Regions from separate parts of the Homo sapiens genome. Here region 2 is linked to region 1. Evidence: chromatin contacts called from ENCODE Hi-C data. All regions are on one chromosome and are shown on one strand. The core of a region is the stretch at or near the end of the contact, and the rest is flanking DNA. Distances in the headings are between cores, read along the strand shown.

Region 1 (5,761 bases), core at 1,020-3,519:
AATTGTCATTGTCTTTCTGCTTCTGTCTCTTAAAATCATATGTGTTCTCAAGGCATTTAGTTGACTGTAACTGGCCTTTTAATTGGATAGAAGAAAGCTTGGTGATGGGGAAGTACAGAATGTCTTCAGGATGGCCCTCCTTGTATGAGAATTTCCTGGAAGGCTGTGGCCAGCAGAGCACTGCAGACCATGGCCGGGAGCCCTGTAGAATTTGCTGGAAATGCCCTTTTAGCTGGTTTTGTGCTGCGGGTTGCCTGAGACCCCTGTGTTCTCAAGCAGAATGTGCTCTATAGAGATTACTCGTAACCTGCCCTCAGCAGGTCCTGGGAAGTGTAGGGTGAGGGGGTGACCTGAGAAGAATTTAAGATCGTTGGAGTAGCAAGCCCCCATCTGTGGGGTCAGGCAGGTGGCGTGAAGGGAGGAGCTGGATGGAAGGGCATGGGTGCTGGGTCCTCTCAGGACAGCCCCTGCCCAGCTCTGAGCCAGCTTTACCTGATGGGATATAGACCTGGTGTGGCCACATCCTAAATGTGTCAAGAGCAGTGGGGAATCTGGGTTTTTGGTGATACCTTCAGACTTTTCGATGTTGACCGTTTAATTCAGAATTTTATAAGATACGTGCAAGCCAATCCAAACACCTGGGAGGAAGCTGGGACCTGGAGACTTAGGGTTGCTTTCATGGAAGCCTCCCTGGAGTTTAGGACATGGCCGGGCACGTGCCTCTCAGAACAGCGATTTTCCCAGCAAAGTTTTTCACAGCCTCATTCTCTCTTTTTTTTAATTGAGTCACTTTTAAGAATAAATTGCTATTATTTATTTGTTGGATGGCCTGTGTGGAGTGTCTTATGAAGGGAGATCCAGAGAACAGAACTAAGCCTCTTACTGTCTGTTTACTTTGATTCTGTCAGCAACTTCATGAGGTGAGTAGAGCCTGTGCTGCCTTAGTGTTGGGGAAATAATCCTCACAAGGTTCTCTCTGGCTGAAAAATACACTGGATTTTCTCTTTTAAATAAGAGTCTTTTCCTTCTGTTGCTTATTGCATGACACATCGTCCTGGAAAAGTGGGCATGTGGTGGTGATGCTTTGGAGAATCAGTACTTGGTTGTTCTCCGCTCCATAATCAAATTTGAGAGGCTTTTTTTTCCAGGTGAAGGGAAAATCTTTAAAAGTTATAATACATTTCACAAACTTTTGAAAATTATATTAGAGAAGAACTGATTAATAGTTATCTCCAGATAATTTCTGGAAAGGTAGTTGGGGAATGAATGCAAGTCATTTATGTAGCAAATAATTTGTTCTTTGTTTTCTGCATAAATGGGCTGCTTTGTTGTGGTCTTTTGGTGTGTCCCTCTGTGCTGCCCTAGTTTTAAAGTCTAGTGTGTAGTGTGGGTGCGTGGTATCAGGCGCTCTCAGCTCTCTTTTTCTGTGTGCATGCTCTTTGCAGACATCGGGCTGGGGAGTGACTCCGTGTGTGCCCGGCCCTCGTCTCACCGCATAAAGTCTTTTGACTCCCTTGGATCACAGTCTTTGCACACTCGGACTTCAAAACTGTTCCAGGGCCAGTATCGGAGTTTGGTAAGTTTGAGAGATTTTGTTACTTAAATATGTTTGGGAAGGATATGAGTGTGTATGGATATATCTGAGAAGATACGTATGCCTCCATTAATGGTGTTAAACAGGGCAAAGGTAGCTGGACTTCGCCTCCGTTGTGCCTGTAATCTGGTTTGGCATTTGCTCATTACCAGATGATCCAGATATTATGCTTAATGATTGCTTTTGAGAAACTCATTTGTTTTTAGGTTGTATTGCAAGACTCATGACTCGATATCTGGAGTGATGCTGCTTTAAAAAAACACACCCCTTGTCATTTGCATGGCATTATCAGCTATGCACATGTACAGAAATATTGAGAATAAGAAATATGTATGGAAAAGTACTCAGCTCCGTAAAGAAGAGATGGTTAAAACTAAAGAATCTGGCCTTTCTTCTCTTCATGAAAGCATGGCTTAGTGTGCTTTACTAAGTCAGGATTTAGTTTACAGGGGAGGGAATCCCTTAGAATGACTGATTGGGACGCAGAGAAAGAAACTTAGATGATCGAACAGTTGTCGTGGAGAGTGAAAAAATACTCGTTTAAAAATGCTCAGGATACAGGCTGTGAGTAAAGCCCATGGAATGTAATAGTGAAGTTGAAAATGAGAAACTCAAGCAGGGTTAAACAGGGCTGCCTGTAGAGTGTTGGGGCAGAGCCAGGGCTGCCACTCTGCAGTCCTGCACCCTTCTCTGAGCTGCAGCTGGCGGGCAGTGACTTCGATTGGCTGCTGGGGATACCACTGCTTTCTCGCGACAGTACATACTTTGTTAGAAACATAGTGATCTTGTAACGTGAGTCTAGAGAGAACCCTATTCTAGAGTCATGAAGGGTCCATGGATTTTCCTCTGCCTTAACATGGGGGAGTATTGCTAAGTAAGCTGATGGTGGTCCTCAAGAAATAAAAGTTAATTTAGATAGAGTCGTGATTTGTAGAGGGAAATAAATTACAGTGGTTTATGAAGCATGTGTGAAAAATGGAAAGATATGCGAGGAATGTGATTTTTATGTTTCTGAACTTTTTGAACTCAAGCTCGCTATCATTGCTGTGTCTCCTCTTAGAGGATCCCCGAGGGGTCTGACTGCTTCAGGCGTGGTGGGCGGTGGGCTGCATGGCCTGAGTGCTGCAGTCCTCACAGCAGCCCCGAGAGGCCTGGCTGTTGCTGTTTCCTGCTTTGCAGGAGCCTGTTCTGGAAGAATTCTGTGGACTACCATTGGGAGCATTAGGATTCCAAGTTAAAGAGGACTAAACAAACCACTTTAAACACACTTGAAATGAGCTCTGTAAAACACATGAGGAAAACATAAGAGAAATCAGCTCGCCTTGGGTAAAGCTGTGATTTGCTGTCTCACCCGTTCACTGGTGGCAATTTTCATCTGATTTTTTTTTCTTTTTGAGTAGAGGACTAGATTACAAATGTATAATTTTAAGTAAAATAAAGTTAAATGTAATGTTTGTTGGTAATGTTACTGAGATCATAGTAAGTATTGGATTAATTTTTCATTAGCTGCTGAAATTTCGTTATACTAGAAATAGACTTGCGCTCTCTGACCTGTGTGAAGTCTTTTTGGGCTGATGTTTTGATTGGGTGCTAGAGAGCTGCTTTCTCTTTGATGGAATGTGCAAGACCTCTCTCAGCCATGCTAGGTAAGAATGAATGTTTCTTTACCCTTAGGTTTTTCTGTGTAGTTTATCGATAGCACTTTGTAGTAGTTTTCTTGGATTAAAAATTAAGAACTTATCTTGAAACAAGAATGGCCTAACATTCCTTTGAAGCTGGGCAGTGGATGCATGGAGGGCCACCTGTCACTCTCTCCTTTTGTGTGCATTTGAACATTTCCATGATAAAAAGTTAAGCTAAAAGGCAACTTGCAGTTTCTTGAATGTCAGTTTTGAGATCATATTAAACCTAAGCTTTGAGATTGCGTAAGACGCTTCCATCCCCCAGGCGAGGATCTGTGTTCTGAGGGGCTGGTGTTGTTTATGCCCCTTTGCTCTTGTGTTGCTCCTTCATTACCTGCCTCCCTTTCAGTGTAAGAATGTGTCCTCCAGCCACCACTGCAGTTGCTGGTTGTTTTTATAAGCTTGTTTTTCATCTGTGAAACCGTCAGCCCCCTGCCTCGGGACAGATTTCCTGTCTTGGGATATAGGCAGGCTTGAACAGTTTGATGTTGCGTTTACTGCTTTGCACTGCAGTGGAGGTTTTCACTTGTCTGCGGTGCCCCTCCACCATTCCAAGGAAAGAACAGTCAGGGGAGAGTTCTTACCCACTTCCAGAGGCTGAACTAAATCGAGCTCTTTATCCAGTTCGGCTCTGTGATGGGCCTCGGTGGTGAAGAATGTGGTAGGCGCCAGTTGTAGATTTAGGTATGGTTTTTCTCATAGATAAGGCATGAGTTCATACTTCACTCTTTGTTCGACACCGCTGGAATTCCTGGTGACTGCTGTGCTTTTAGTCTTCAACTGCTGGCTGCTGATTGGTACAGCCTTGAGTGCTGAATGCTGTTCTCAGAGTTTGGGGATGGCGTTTGTGAGGTGATTGTCCCCATCATCCTTCATTTCTGGGAGAGGTGACTTGATTTCTTAAAGTGCTGCTTCTGCTTCTGGAAACCAGGGACCTGTACGTCTGGCACAGTCCTGATGCTGGCAGCTAACCTTGGCTTTGGACCAGTCACCGAGTGTATTTCCAAGACATGCAAGAAATTATATCCAAATGTATTGTACACATTGTTAAATATTTTCATATACCATATTTTGTCAATTCAAAGACTTCTCTTTTTAAGTCATTTTAACACATCTGGAAGTACGTGTATCTTACAGTTGATGGTATGCCATAATGTAATTGACAGTATTTGGTGGAATATAAAGGCATTGTCTAATTTTTGGCATCTTATATTGGTTGACATGAGGAAACTGAAGCTTAGAGAAGATATTTACCCAAGATCACAGCACTCAGAAATAGTAAAGTTGGAGTAAAAATTGTGTCTCCGTCCTTTGGCAAGCATTTCTCCTTCTGTAAAGGAAATTATAGGTGCTCTTAGAGAGCGGAGGAGAGGGTATTGTTGGTGTGAAGCAGCACTCCAGAGTGTCCTGGTTTTGGATTGTTAGGGTAATTTCAGAACATGGGATACAATAAAGTAATCAGGTGATTAATATCCAAGATACTGATGGGTGGTGCTTTGGCTCCAGGCATCAGAAAGAGGCCGTTAAGGAGCATGGTGGGCATAGATGACTGTGCCCGGCCAGGTCGTGTGTGCCTGGATGGGGTCTCTTCTCCCTTTGGGTTAGGGCAGTGGGGGAACTGTCTTCACTCCCCTCCAGTTACTAAATTTTATTGACACGTAACGTACATAGAAAACCAGTTCATGTATTGTGTGCATACAGCGTGATGTATTGCATGATGAAGTTTTATACATGGAACATTCCCGTGTAAGCACCCAGATGAGGAGGCAGAGCATGACCAGCCTCCAACTCCTCGATGGAGCTTGCGTTCCCCAAGGTATCTGCTGTCCTGATGTCTGATGGTGAAGATGAGTTTTATCCATTTTTGTATTTTTTTTAGCAATGGGATTCTGTGGCATATCCTTTTGTTGTTGTTGTTGTAACGACTGGCTTGTTTTTCTCAACTGAATGATTTAGATTCCCTTAGAGTGTCATGTTGAGTCCAGACAGGTAACAAGCTACAGTTTCAGGAGAGCTTTTTAAAAAAGGGAAAAAAACCCCACAATGATAAAATAGTGATGAAATCCATCTCTTCCAGCTTCCTGTAACACTACTGACAGTGAACGGACCCCTCACTCAGCTGCCGTGATTTTAGGCTGAACGTGGTAGTATAGAGTGTGTAGTTGGAATATAGCCTTTTCTAGGACACCCTTTTCCAGCCAGTCCCATGCATCTTGCGCTCTGATGGAGCACTTCTTGGCATGTTCTAAGTAACCTGTCTTGAGAGTAATAGGCAGAAAGAACATTACAGAGCCCACATGTCCTTCAGTGTAATGACTGCTGAAGAATGGAGGTATGTTGCGACGTTTCACCTGGATACCTGGATCTGAAACAGCTGCCTGCCCCCTGTACCCTTCCTTGGATTCCCCGCTCTCTTAGACGCCGCCCTTTCTTTCTGGGGTGTTGCATTGATGAAGTAATGTCAGTAGGCGTGCCTCCCTCACCC
Region 2 (5,761 bases), core at 854-3,353, 240 kb after region 1:
TATTATATCTTGGATTATTTTCTCCCCATTTTGTCTAGTCTTTCTTTCTGGGTCTATTTGGAGGATGCAGCTTGGAGGAATCCTTCCTGCTCTCTCCTCACTCTTGGACCACCAAGGTGGCACCCTGGAGAAGAGATGATCAGAGTACTTGGCTTACTCCTGTTGCTTCATGTGTTGGGGGATGTGTTCTCTTCCTTGGTCTACTTTTCTGTTTCTTCTCTGTTCTTATCACCAGAGTGGCAAAATCTTAAAAATCTAGAAATCTAGGTTTTCAATTAGGGGCAATTGCTAGAATTGCCCAGGGGATTCCTAGCAATATCTAGAGACAGTTTTGATTGTCACACTGTGTGTATGTGTCAGGGCTTGGGGGGTGTGTTATTGACGTATAGCCAGTGATGCTGCTAAGATACACAAAACCAACCAAGAACTCTCTGGTCCTGAATGTTGACGGTGCTGAGGTTGAGCAACCTGCTCTAGAGGACTGAGATATGATAAAATCCTGGAAGATGCAGACTAAGAAGGCTGCTGCCTGATTTTAGTCTCTAAACCACAGAAGCAAAAGAAAATGTGTGCCTCCCATGTAGCCAGCCTGATTTACTGGGGTCAGAGACCTGAAGAGGAACCACTTCCAGGGGTAACTCTTGCATCTCCCTTTCCAGAAAACTGCCTGAGCTGGAGAAGTTAGGTAACAATATAGGCATCCTGAATTCCAGAAGTCTCTTTCAATCTTTAGTTTGGGACAATTGATAAGTGCAATAAATGTTTACATCTCACCTCTGTGCTCAACTTGCGGATACAGCAGTCATTGGAAAGGATGTGGTTTTTGCCTGCAGAGTGTGGAGTTGAGTGGGGAAGAGAGGTAATAATACAGATAAGAATCACTGCATTGTGCGTGACCATGGGAGGTTATAGAGGCTTATGAGGGCCTGTGGCAAGGAGACTGAAAGTCGTCCAGGGGCACGGGGAGGAGGACGCCTCACTGAAGGAGTGGTGTTTAAGGGGAATCTGGAGAATAGCTCAGCAGAAGGGCAGTGTCCAGGCAGAGGGAAAAGCATGTGCAGAGGCTCAAAGACAAGGGAAGGCATCAGCACGAAGACGAATGGAGGAATTGCAGCGTGGCTGGGGCATTGATGTGAGAAGAAGGGGTGTGTCAAGGGCCAAGGCTGGAAGGATGGTGCCCTAGACAGCAGAGGGCTGGTGAGATCGATGGACATGGCAGATAATTCAGTGTCTGCTGGGCGTGGTCACAGCATCCAGGTATCTGGTCACACACCAGCCTAGGTGTGGCTGAGATGGTATTTTTTAGATGAGATTAACATTTAAATCTATTGACTTAGAGTAAAGGGGATTGCCTTCCATAATGTGGGCCTCATCTAGTCAGGTGAAGATAGGTCTCCCAGAGGACAGCAGACACTGCCACCAGCATCCTGGGATCACACATCTGTCTTGACTGCTCAGGGTTTTGTGTGATGTGGGCAGGAAGCCTGACTTTCAGGGAACGGGTGGGATGTGGTGTCTTGATGTCCAGGGGACCGAAGTGTGGCCGCATGGTCTCTTTGGCTCAGAGCAGAACTGACAACCCCATTTGCCTGATGGGGAAACTGAGGCCCAGAGGGAATGATGTGGTGTGCAACAGGTCCCATGGAGACCAGGAGCCCTGATGCCCCAGCTCACACTCTTGGCCACATGTGGCTCGACCTCCCCATGTGGGATTCTGCCACAGCCAGAGGGGAGAGAAGGAGAAGCAGCTCGATTTACAGAGAGGGCGTGGCTGGGGGCCAGGTGGGTGCCAGCCCCACAGCCTGACCTTGTCTCTGCTGTTTGAGATTATGGGGAAGTCTCTGATCGTTGTTCATATCTGATCCTATTCCAGTTTATATCTCTGAAACCAAACCTTGTATCGCCTCGTGAGAAATTCTAACTGTGGAAGGATTGACACCAGCCTCCAAATTAATGATGGCAACAGGGCCATGATGAGGCTTTCCAGGTGGGTGTGGTCACCCGGAACGCCTGGCACTACCACAGCCTCTCGCACTTGGGTGGTGCTCTGCTGGCTGGGGCTGGAGTGACCTGTGGCTGTTCCAATGGCTTGAAGAGGCCTCCTTCCCACTCCCTCCCTTCCCCTGCGCAGCCTCAGAAGGCACCTGAGGTCCACCCACCAGGCGCTACCTGCTCCTCCAGGCCTTAGGCACAGGAGGAGTAGTGCACGGGAGACTCCCCGGCCCTCCTGGCCCTGTGACGTGTTCTGCAGTTGCCAGCGCAGAATGCATTACAAGGGCTGCATTGTCTCTGGGTTGTGGCATGATGGTTGTTTCCACTGTACTCTCCCCAGTTGAGTAGTAAGTTCTCTGAGAACAATGAAGTAAGGCCTTTATACTTTTTAAAAAATCCTTCTAATGCTTAGCATGGTATCTTGGGTTTAACTGTCACTTAAGAAACTCTGAGTGATGGTGATTCATGAGGCTGACCCACAGGTGGCAGGGACTGGTGTGAGGGGTGTCTTTTGTCCTCCACCCAGGTGGTTACTCTTTGATAATTATTGGGTGTGCTCCTGTCCATCAGGAAGAGTCCCTTGTTCTTGGAACATCTGGTCCCTCCCTTGCTCATCAGACATGAGTGGCTCCTGTTGCCCTGGCATGGCTTCCTACATTCCTGCCACAGGGCAAGTGCAGGTGTGCCCCCCTCGGTATGCTGACACCAGCCTCAGTGCTGTCAGCCTCCTCCTTCCTCCCAGCTCAGGGTGTTCCAGGTTCCTCCTACGTGTATCCTTGGCCCCCTCCCCGCACTGACAGGAAGGCCCTCCCCTCTCTATTCCACAGCAACTTTCACTCTTCTCCCATCTCCCAACTTTAACTGTCCCAACTTTCACGCTGCTCCCAGCGAAGCACGCACATCCCATGTCACAGCATATGTCTCTCCTATTACTGAAATGATCATGCTTTCTTGATCTCCCAGCTAATTAATTCCATGAGTCCAGGGACATCCTTCTCATCTTGTCTGTTCCATATTCCTGCACATAGCAGATGTTCCTGGCCAGTTGGGTTTGATGGGCTATTGTGAGATGTGACTTCTCGGGACTCCACCCTGGCTACAGCTAGTGCAAATGCTGAACGTTGTCATAGGCCAAGGACACTGGAAGGCATTCTTGCTCTGTGGCCCAGTTTGAGGCTTGCATTTGGTGTCTGGCCCTTTAAGAAGGAAATAGTTGGGAATCTTTGGTGGATCCTGGCCGGACAAAAACCTGGATATTTATGGAATATTTGCATCATTCTGGACAATTTATTATAGACATATATCTGTTCTATCGTCTGTCAAATGAGAAAATGACATTAACATGTGAGTGGGAGAGGCCTCAGAAGAGATGGATTTAATAATGAATGAACTCAACCATGCAGAAACATCTCAGTTCAGGGTGGCTAAAAAGGAAAATTTGTCTTTGTGCCTCAAGCCTTCACTGTCTGTACAGAATTTCTCCATTCCTGAAACATTTTATTCTTGTAACTTTTCTACAAAGAAAAAACTGTGTTTCAAAATCTCCAATTAAGTTCTTTCTCTCTCTCTCTCTCTCTCTCTCACACACACACACATGCACACACACACACACCACACAGTAACTGATAGCAAATGCTCAAAAATGGCCCCTTTGTAATTTTTATGATTACTCGGAAGTGAGATATGGAGATGGCAAGAGAGACCCTGTTGTGTGGCTGTACTGGACACCGTTGCCAAGTGTTTACTCAGAATTGGCTGGAGGTGAACAGTTGAGTGTGGGAGACTCTTTGTGAAGGTGTGACTATCGTCACAAACCTACTCAGCCTTTTTATTCTGTGTTAATCTGTGAATTGGATTTGAAAGAGATGGGATGGCTCTCCATGGCCCAGAAGAACTAATTTAATTTCTCTGTGTGTCTACTTAACAGGCATGGGTAATATCCCGGTCATTTGTCTAGAAAAGACAGAAGCCAGCAAGCTCCTTTTGTACATTCCACCTGCATCCCAGACGCTAACTAACCCGTATGCAAACAGAAAGAACCCTTCCTATTGTTGCATGAGAAACAACAAAGGTCTCCGTCAGCAGCCAGCCAGCAATAGACCCAGAAGTCACTTGGATTCTGTGTTTTCTGGCACAAAACCCAACGCCACACACTCGGGCTTTGTTCTCTGTGCTTCATTTCCAGAATGTTTTATGTCTCAGCAACAATCGGGCATTCAGCAGTCCATTAGCCATGTTGCCAATCTGTTACTCCATCTTTGATTTTTTTTAATGTGCAGTAGTTTTCCAAAGATCAATATCTGACATTAGTTGCCTTGTGCAGTGGCCAAAAAATGATAGGGCTCTGACCTTGAAGAATTTGGGACTGGTTTTTCCTGGGGACATGTCTTAGGACAACATCGAGAGAAGCAATCTTTCATCTCCGACCCTCCTCCGATGCGCCCTCCTCCAAATGGCACTGCCCGGGTTTCACTGATTCAGTGAGTGAATCTTTCCTGAGCAGCCGTGTACCAGGCACTGCACTAGGTTTGGGAACTTAAGGCTCTGCAAGGGAGCAACAGAATGAGGTGATAGGTAAAGCAAGTGCCGTCCACGCGTGGCACCACAGCTGCCTACTTCCTCCCGTTTTGTCCACTTCGCTTTTTGGGACACTGTTACGAGTTCCGTGATCTAATAACTGCTGCCACTGCCCTCTCTCTCAGCATGAAGACTGTGGTCAGATTTCACAGGTCATGTCTCACTATTCCATACGTGACTGCTGGAGATGCCTCATCAGAGGCTGGACAACCTACTGCCAAGTGTCCTATAAAGAGGATAGAATCTTGCTTTTGATGGGAGGTTGCATAAGCTGGCTTCTAAGGTCTAATGCTGATACTGTGCGATTATTTTTTCAAACCACGTCGGGATAGAAAAACAGATATGTCAAGTGCTTAGCATCGTTCCTAGAGGATACCAAATGCTCCCTAAAGTGGTATTGTTATAATTATTGCACACAAAATATTTCAGTGATTTCTCTCTTCCCTTTCATTGTCCCAGAGCCTGTTCTCTGATTTCCAACCTCCTACTTATAAATTCCAAAAGAAAAGGGATCTTCTCTTAGCTGGCATCTCCCACAGTGTGTTAGATAAAATTGGCAGTCAAATATTGATTGAACATAGGCCTTGTACACCACACAGAACTAGCAGATAATTTTTAGGGAAGTGTGTTGTGCCATACACCATAGGGAGCTGGGAGGCCGAGGAAGAAAGCACTGCGCCTGGGAACACATGCAAGCTTGCGTTCACGGATCCACACGCTGTGCCAGACTCCTTCTAAGGCCTTTCATTAAAGCCATTTCTATGTCAGGACAAGCAGGTAGGAGGAGGGTACAGGTGATACTTTCAGACTTGGTCCTACAATGGGCACTGCTGCCTAACAGAGTGTGAGTGCAAGAGGCTCTCACAGTGTGTGGCTGCTTCCTCAGGGGTAAGACGGGGTGAAGCCCCACACCCCAGCTGGCAGCCACCGACACATGGCTGGATCCCAGTACAGTTCCCTCCTGATATGGTTTGGCTTTGTGTCCCCACTCGAATCTCATGTTGAATTGTAATTTCCAGTGTGGATGGAGGGACCTGTTAGGGGGTGATTAGATTGGGGGGTGGATTTCCCCCTTGCTGTTCTTGTGATGAAGTTCTCAGGAGATCTGGTTGTTTGAAAGTGTGCAGCACCTCTCCCTTCTCTCTCTCTCCTGCTGCATCTTGTGAAGAATGCTCACTTCCCCTTCGCCTTC

What was found. Hi-C counts contacts between places; a loop is a spot of excess contacts on that map. Pooled maps may share reads with other maps.
Region 2: a loop to region 1 is called in a map of posterior cingulate gyrus, with 4 times the contacts of the local background. The contact joins two enhancer-like sites. A Hi-C loop is called at or near these places in 2 of 168 maps with a recorded cell type or tissue (dorsolateral prefrontal cortex and posterior cingulate gyrus) and 9 of 50 pooled maps.

Annotation. Positions count from the first base shown.
Region 1 is chr13:111,208,427-111,214,187 of GRCh38, forward strand. It overlaps ARHGEF7 (Rho guanine nucleotide exchange factor 7), which reads left to right. Exons shown (of 22, transcript NM_001354046.2): 4 at 1,446-1,576. Among named protein-coding and RNA genes, the nearest start is that of ARHGEF7-AS1, 63 kb to the left of the region's middle. RefSeq lists enhancers at 3,262-3,789, 5,443-5,761. Within about 2 kb of position 2,270, at least 9 of the 41 ENCODE cell types and tissues checked have a DNase peak (open chromatin) inside an H3K27ac peak, as active enhancers do.
Region 2 is chr13:111,447,033-111,452,793 of GRCh38, forward strand. It overlaps LOC107984618 (a long non-coding RNA gene), which reads left to right. Exons shown (of 3, transcript XR_001750032.2): 3 at 3,920-5,695. Among named protein-coding and RNA genes, the nearest start is that of TEX29, 130 kb to the left of the region's middle. Within about 2 kb of position 2,104, at least 2 of the 41 ENCODE cell types and tissues checked have a DNase peak (open chromatin) inside an H3K27ac peak, as active enhancers do.